Linked DNA regions of Homo sapiens: region 1 is linked to region 2. A link is a contact called in ENCODE Hi-C or POLR2A ChIA-PET data. All regions are on one chromosome and are shown on one strand. Each heading gives the region's core, a stretch centred on a gene start or an enhancer-like site at or near the end of the contact. The rest is flanking DNA. Distances are from core to core; before and after follow the strand shown.

Region 1 (3,819 bases), core at 910-3,409, 1.2 Mb after region 2:
TTAATTTTTAAACAAGATCTCACTCTGCCACCCAGGCTGGAATGCAACGGCACAAGCATGGCTCACTTGCAGCCCCAAACTCCTGGGCTTAAGCAATCCTCCCATCTCAGCCTCCTGAATAGCTAGGACTACAGGCGTGTACCACCAAGCTTGCTTAATTTTAAAATTGTATAGATGGGGTCTCATTCTGTTGCCCAGGCTGGTCTCAAACTCTTGGCCTCAAGTGATCCTCCTGCCTTGGCCTCCCAAAGTGCTGCGCTACTACACCCAGCTGAAACTTCTATTAACTAAAATTGGCTTAATTTTAAGGGTGCACAAATAACCATGATACCTCAATCAATATTAAATTTTCCTTTGTGGGCTTGGTACTTCAGATATTTCTTGGTCCAACACCTTCTAGTCATTCAGTTAAATTTTCAAGTTAGGAAAACAATATTGAAATAACATTTGGTGATTATGTAGCAGGGAGGATTCTAGAAAGCAATTTTTTTTTTTTAAAAGCCAGCTACTAAACTGCACTAATAAAGCTTTCCAAATATTTGAGCTCCTTCAGACTAGTCAGTTGTTAACAGGGTAAAAAAAGAAAAAAAATTTTTCAACCCTATATGGCAGTGTTTTCCAAACTAATGAGCTCCAACACACCGATGGGCCATGAAATGAATTTGGTGGATTTGAATTTTTTTTAGTGAAATAGAAGAGAATAAAGAATATTAGGATGTAACTCATGTGGTAAGGATAAATATTTGCAAAACTTATTTTTATACTGTTCAATCAGATTTGGCCCAAAGCTGCCTCCATACACTATTAACTGTACTCTAGCTTGATGTGTAAACAAGTTATAACCTAACTTAGGAGTATACCCTTATAACCACACATCTGAGTCTCAGCCAATCCCAGGTTAAAAGCTGCTAGATTATGCCCAAATAAGGCAAACACCAACCTGCACCAATCAGGTAATTTCTGTATGACATTTCCTATTTTTCCCTGTTATTAGAACAGCTCACCAGTTGTAAGTGGTAGTATTCTGAACCATCTTAGAGTGCTGTCTGCTTCTAGAACCTTTTTCCTGCTCAAATAAACTTTGTTAAGTTTAAAGGTTCTTAGGGGTTTTTTTTGTTTAGTTTAGTTTTTAACAATACACAGATAAAGGCATACTGCATCACCAAAGTTATTTTTTTTCCCATAGGAAAAAAATACTCATAAAAAAAATCTACCTCCTTTCCAACAAAAAGTTATAGCAGGTTAAGTATTTAAATATACCTAGGGTTCTTTTCTTATTACATAAGAGCATTTAAAGTGACTTCAAATTAAGAAAAAAAAAACTGAATTCTAAAAGAATTTTCTCATTTGTCTTTGATTTACTGTGGACTTTACTGATCAAGTACATTCCGCAAACTATGGCATGTAACATGCTACCCAGTAAATTACTATATATTCTGACTTCTCATTACTGAATCAGGAAATGACTAAATAATTTAATATGCAATTAAGGTTTAGATGAAGTTGATTCATCAAGAGATAATTGTAATCCAACTGTCATGCCATGACTGTAACACATGAGACATGCTCATTCTTTGACAACCTAAAGTTTGTCTTCCTTATACTCATATCTAAAATATCATTTAGGTACACAGCTAATAATAATAAAATGGCTAGGATTCAATATGCTTTAAAAAATACTTTTGTCAAAGATTCTTTATAGACAAATGAATAATTTTACATTTCTCTCAAAAGATGGGATAATAATCTCTTTAGTTTATCGTTATTTTGGTTACCAAGAGTTAGCAAAGGTTTAGAATTTCCACACAAGGCAACATTGTGTAAATGCGGTAATAGTACTGACGGCAATATCTGATAATACATAAAAAAAGAACAAAAATAGCAATAAATCTAGTCAATGCATACGAAAATTTCTAAGGTGATATGGAGGATACAAATTTACAGTCATGGGAGGATATTTATCTTAGATATCTTTGGGTTCAGTTCGCATTACTGGTTATTTTTGTTTTAATAGTTGTGAAAGTACAATTTCAACTTTGCAGTGAAAAAGGACAAAGACAACAGAGCCAGAAAAATGATACCACAGCCACACAGAAATTAAGTACATCCTTTAAACAAACCCCTTTTGTATTGTTTGCTTTACTTCACTCCTGCTTCCTTAAGAACACTGGCAAACAGCCATATTTCCTGTTTTACACGGCTTAGCTGCAAGGACTCTTAAACAATAAAGAGAAATCAAGGGGATTTTATAAAGACAAATTGTTGTTACAATATTTGTAATGTAATCTAGTTATAATATTGTAAATAATGTGTATTTACATCAATAACTTGCCATTCTCCTTTAAATCGTACACTATATTTTCAAACTGATGAAATAATTCAGTTATTATTCCTGAAAAATAAGATTATTAGGTGCAAACACTTTCTCTGGAAAAATCAATTTTATAGTGTTTGCTGTCATTCTAAAGGTATCTGTAAAAGAGATACCAGTATGACTGATTGCTCTAGCTTGGCAAGAATATTTGTTTATAATCTCAAAGATCAACTGTGAGAGGCAATCAATCCTTTGTTTGGAGTTTTCTGTCTTTAGGATATGAAAGTATCCAACTAGTTGATATTACAAATGTTTCTGCCATTTCAGAAAATAATTATTTTCTCTTGGGCAAAAAAATAAAAAACAACCCTTGATATCACAAAGAGTTTGCCTCTCTAACTTACTGTTTCTTTGATCCTAGGCAACTTCTGATTCCTTAGTTTCTTCATCTGTAAATAGAGATATTTGTACTTGTCTTCCAAATTATTGAGAGCATCAAATTAAGTAAGAAACTGGCACATGATAAGCATTCAACAAATCTTAATTCCTTTTCCTTTTTACTTAACTCAAAACAGAAAGCCATAAGCATAAAATATTTCTAAAGAATTCAGTTTTTTTTTTTAAATTTTTTCAGGCAATATCAACAGGGTCAATGTCAAAAACAAAATTCTCCTCAGGGTTGGTTACAAACATAAGCTCTAATGAGCCATTTCATTATACTCATTATTTGGCTTCAAAAACTCAAGATACCAATGTGTGCTTTCAGGGAAAATAAAAATAAAAAATAATAAAAAAGGAAACTTAAGGAAACGAATTAACGCAGTGAGCTCCCTGCTGATGAAAATATCCTCTTTAGTCATCCTGGTATTTCCCTCCACTGCCCCATACAATTCCAAGCACAAAAACACTAAATAAATATTACTACAGAACTGAAGCAAATAGCCCCGTGTGCCTCAAAAACTCCTGAGGTACCACCATGTGCTGGAAAATGACTCCAAATGACTATGAATCAGGAAGAAATGGATGAATTATTAACTGCATGCCTAGTTTGAAGAAATCTAAATAGATTATTGGCAATTGAATTAAAGTCTAAAATAACTTAAAAGCAAAAAACAAAATCTTCTAAGCACTGTAATGCACTTTTTACTACTGATATGAAGAACACTTCACCAGCTTTTCAGAAGTCTGTAAATAATCAGAAAATGCGAGGAAATCTGCCATCACATATATGTAAAGCTAGGTTCAGGTAAGGGCTCATCCAGTTTTTAAAAAGCAAACAGTACTCAAAGTAGAAACTACAAGCAAAGCAAGCAAGGATCAATCTGAGCTGCCAAAGTGGTGCACTTGAGCCATCTAGTGGATGGAGAAAAATGTAAGTTTAATTCTGTAAGAAAAACGTCCTACTGCTCAATTCCCTATGAAAACAGTAACAAATATGTTCTTTGGAACAGTACATTAAAATTGATAAAAGATAGTATTGAACTAACAAGTAGATATCGAGGAAA
Region 2 (3,623 bases), core at 670-3,169:
AGAAACAAATGCCTGTTGTTTAAGCTGCCCAGTCTATGGCATTTGTTATGGCAGCCTGAGCTAAGGCAGCTGGGAAGAGGTGAACAGTATGCTTGCTAGGCCGTAGAAGCCAATTGTAGCACACCCTTCCTGGGAGAAGAGTAAGTAGTTCCCTAAATCCTGAGCATAGGCATCCAGGGAGTGAAGGACACAAGTGATGCAGAAAAATTAGATGGGGCAGGAGTATAAAAGGGCTTGGACGACTTGCTAAATAACTTGGGACCTCATTTAACTAAATTCCCTCATTAAAGACCCTATCTTCAAATACAGTCACATTCTGAGGTCCCGGGGTGGGGGTGGGGAGTGGCGGTTAGGACTCCAGCATATGAATTTTGGGGAGGGGACACAATTCGGCCCTTAATAGCTCCAGTTGTGCCACCCTGAGTTGTTTTCCTGAACCCCGCCCACGTCTTTGTAAATAATAACTCTCAACTTCCCCTTTTGAGTGGACCATTTTTTCCTGTCCAAATTCTGATATAGGAAGGGTCTCCAAAATAGCTGCAAAGGGAACCTCAGTCTCAAAAGTTGGGATCCACTATATATCTGCTTTTACTTTCAAGCATTGAAACTAATGTCAATCAACTGCCTTTCTATTCTTAATATTTTATCCAAGAAATCGCTAGAATTCTTTCTCCTTTAAAAAAAAAAAAAAGCAAGTTACAAGCCGGGCGTGGTGGCTCACACCTGTAATCCCAGAACTCTAGGAGGCCGAGGCGGGTGGATCACCTGAGGTCAGGAGTTCGCGGACAGCTTGGCTAACATGACGAAACCCCGTCTCTACTAAAAACACAAAAATTAGCTGGGCATGGTGGCAGGCGCCTGTAATCCCAGCTACCCGGCAGGCTGAGGCAGGAGAATCGCTTGAACCTGGGAGGAGGAGGTTGCAGTGAGCCCACATCGTGCCATTGTACTCCATCCTGGGCGACAAGAGCAAAACTCCGTCTCAAAAACAAAAACAAAAACAAAACAAACAAAAAAACCCACTACCACCAACAAAAACAAGTTACATTGTGGGTTGGGGCCGCTGACAGGAGGAATAAGATGATGTTATGGAGCATTTCCTAGTCCCCTTTCCGACCCCATTTCCCTATTGTCCGACTTCAGGCTTCCAAGTGAGGACAGCACTTCCCAGGCAGTGACCCGCAGTCACTGCCCTCCCAGAGGACGTCCTGCCTCGCGGCCCTGGAAAGTCCACCTTCTCCTAGCACCGATCCTGAGCTGAGAAGCTCTGTCTGGTACAGCCATCCTGCATCGTGGGCTGCTTCTTTCCCCAGGCGAAGCTCAACTTCCTCCCATTGTTCTGAACCTCTGTGTGGACATCTTCTTTCTTCAAACGCACCACGGTAAAATTCTCGCCTGCCTCGAAACCCCGCCTACCTCTGAGATCTGAGGACGGATACTAAACGCTGGACTTAAGGCAATGTACACATGTAAGCAGGCTCTGTAGGCACTCACTCCGCCCAGGTGCGCGCGTGGCGGAGGGGGAACAGAGAAGCAGGACAGCTCTCCATCCTTCCCGTGTTCAGTCGTGGGAGACAACAAGAGAGGTCACAGCCTGGCGACCAAAAAGTGCGGCTAACTTCCCTGCCCAAGCTGACTTTCTCTGCAGGGTTCAAGGTTAATTGTGAGGATTTACATTCGCATGGCACACCCGCATCCCCCTCTACGTGGAAATATGTCTTAACTTTCATAACTGCCTTGCCAGCAGGGTATTTTTCGCTAGGGGCGAAGCGTCCTTCGCAAGCCACCCAGCTGACCGGCAGCGGAGACAGCTTTCTCGCCCTGCTCGCACGCAAGTAGAAAGGCGCTGCTGAGCCCGTCCCTCCAAACCACGTGGTCTTGCCCGTGCTTAAAAACAAACGCTGAGCCAGGCGCATGCGCCACGGGCCTCCCCGCACCAGCAGAAGTCGGAGTCGCTGTTGGGGGCGGTGTCTATGGTTGAGCTGAGGGCGCAGGCGCCACGGCCCGTCGAGCTGGGTTCCAAGGCGGCTGGCGGCGGTAGCGTCTCTGTTTCCTTGTGGGCGCTCGCGCGGCCCTGGGTGAGTGTTCGGGGGTCCCGGCCGAATGTCGGGCAGGGGGTGTCGGGGCCCAGCTCAGGCTTCTCGGGCGGGCCGCGGCCCCGCGCCTTGGCCTCGCCGTGGTGATTGAGCCTGTCAGCGAGGACGCACTGTAGCGGGTCTTAGGGCCAAGTGCCCGCTTCCGGCGGCCTCACCTGAGACCGGAAGTAGCGCCAAGGAGCGCTCACCTGAGGCGGCTTGAGTCCCTGGCCGGCCAGCGACCCAGCTACTTCTCCGACTTTGTATAAGGCCCCCTGCGCGCAGGGTCAGCTGGGTCCTTTTTGATCTCGATTAAAATGCTGGAGCTGTTATTTTAAAGAGAGTCGGGCTAGATGTACGTCCGACGTTTTGGGCGTTGATAGAGTCAAATTGATAAGAGTGTGGGCGGATGAGGCAGGCCGCCTGTAAATGCTGCTGTTACGTGACTTCCACGCAGCGTCTTAACTGCTGTCATCCTGTGACAGGCAGCCCTCGCTTTTCTCCTCAACTTTTCCCATCATCTTCTTGTTGCTTTGTCTCCTCCAATCCATTATCCGCACAGTTGTCCAGGTGGTCTCTGGCATAAAGTAGGTCATGCCATCATCAGCCTACTTAACAGTTTTCAGAGTCATTCCATTGCACTGGGAGTGGAATCCATGCTCGTGTTTTCCCAGGCCTTGTGTGATTTGGCCCTTGCCTGTCCCCTCTCAGAACTGTGCCTGTGTCCGACCAACCCTCCAAATGAGACCCAGCTTGCCCCTGGCTGCGGGAGCCCCAGTGATGGGGGAGGACGGTGAAGATACTAGTGTCCCAGATGATTAAGCCTTAGAAGATACTCTGCAAGACTTAGGCCATGAACGGAGCCCTTCTCTGCTCTTCTTAACTCAAAGTTAAAAATAAAGTCAAAAATTCGGTGTTCCAGCCTTCTTGCATTTTCACAAGTGCATCAGCTCTTTCTAGTCTTAAAAGTTACGCACGTTGTTGGGAGGCCGAGGTGGGTGGATCACCCGAGGTCAGGAGTTCGAGACCAGCCTTACCAACGTGGTGAAACCCTGTCTTTACTAAATACGAAAAATTAGCCGGGCATGATGGCATATGCCTGTAATCCCAGCTAATCGGGAGGCCAAGGCAGGAGAATCGCTTGAACCCGGAAGGCGGAGGTTGCAGTGAGCCTGGCGGAGCCTGGCGGAGGTTGCACTCCAGCCTGGGCAACCGGAGCGAAATTCCGTCTCAAAAAAAAAAAAAATTTCACACGTTGTTTCCTTGCAAGACGTTCACTTTACTTTCGACCTGACTGACTTATCAGATGTCACTTTATCAGAGAGGCCTCCTTGACCCCACATCTACCTCCACAATTTCAATTTGGTTTCTCTCATTTTGTCAGAAAGCCTTGTACTTTCCTCTTAACAGCAGTCACCACAATTATATTTGTGTGTGTGTGTGTGTGTGTGTGTGTATGTGTATATATATATATATAGTTTTTAAATGTCTGTTTTTCCCATGAGACTCTAAGCTCTTTGGGGACAGGAATTAGTTAACCTAGTACAT

The links. A loop is a pair of places that touch in the nucleus more often than their neighbours do. ChIA-PET counts read pairs that join two places held with the same protein, here RNA polymerase II (POLR2A). Pooled maps may share reads with other maps.
Region 1: a loop to region 2 is called in a map of endothelial cell of umbilical vein, with 2.9 times the contacts of the local background. The contact joins the enhancer-like site here to the promoter of ERCC6 in region 2. A Hi-C loop is called at or near these places in 2 of 168 maps with a recorded cell type or tissue (A673 and endothelial cell of umbilical vein) and 2 of 50 pooled maps. POLR2A ChIA-PET finds 5 or more read pairs at or near these places in 1 of 52 experiments (Panc1).

Annotation. Positions count from the first base shown.
Region 1 is chr10:48,363,556-48,367,374 of GRCh38, reverse strand. The region is part of intron 1 of MAPK8 (mitogen-activated protein kinase 8); the gene reads right to left. Among named protein-coding and RNA genes, the nearest start is that of MAPK8, 59 kb to the right of the region's middle. Within about 2 kb of position 2,159, at least 4 of the 41 ENCODE cell types and tissues checked have a DNase peak (open chromatin) inside an H3K27ac peak, as active enhancers do; they include A673 and endothelial cell of umbilical vein, where a contact is called at or near this core.
Region 2 is chr10:49,537,417-49,541,039 of GRCh38, reverse strand. ERCC6 (ERCC excision repair 6, chromatin remodeling factor) reads left to right here and starts at 1,919. Exons shown (of 21, transcript NM_000124.4): 1 at 1,919-2,078. RefSeq lists enhancers at 1,237-1,476, 1,507-1,566 and silencers at 1,987-2,276, 3,222-3,410.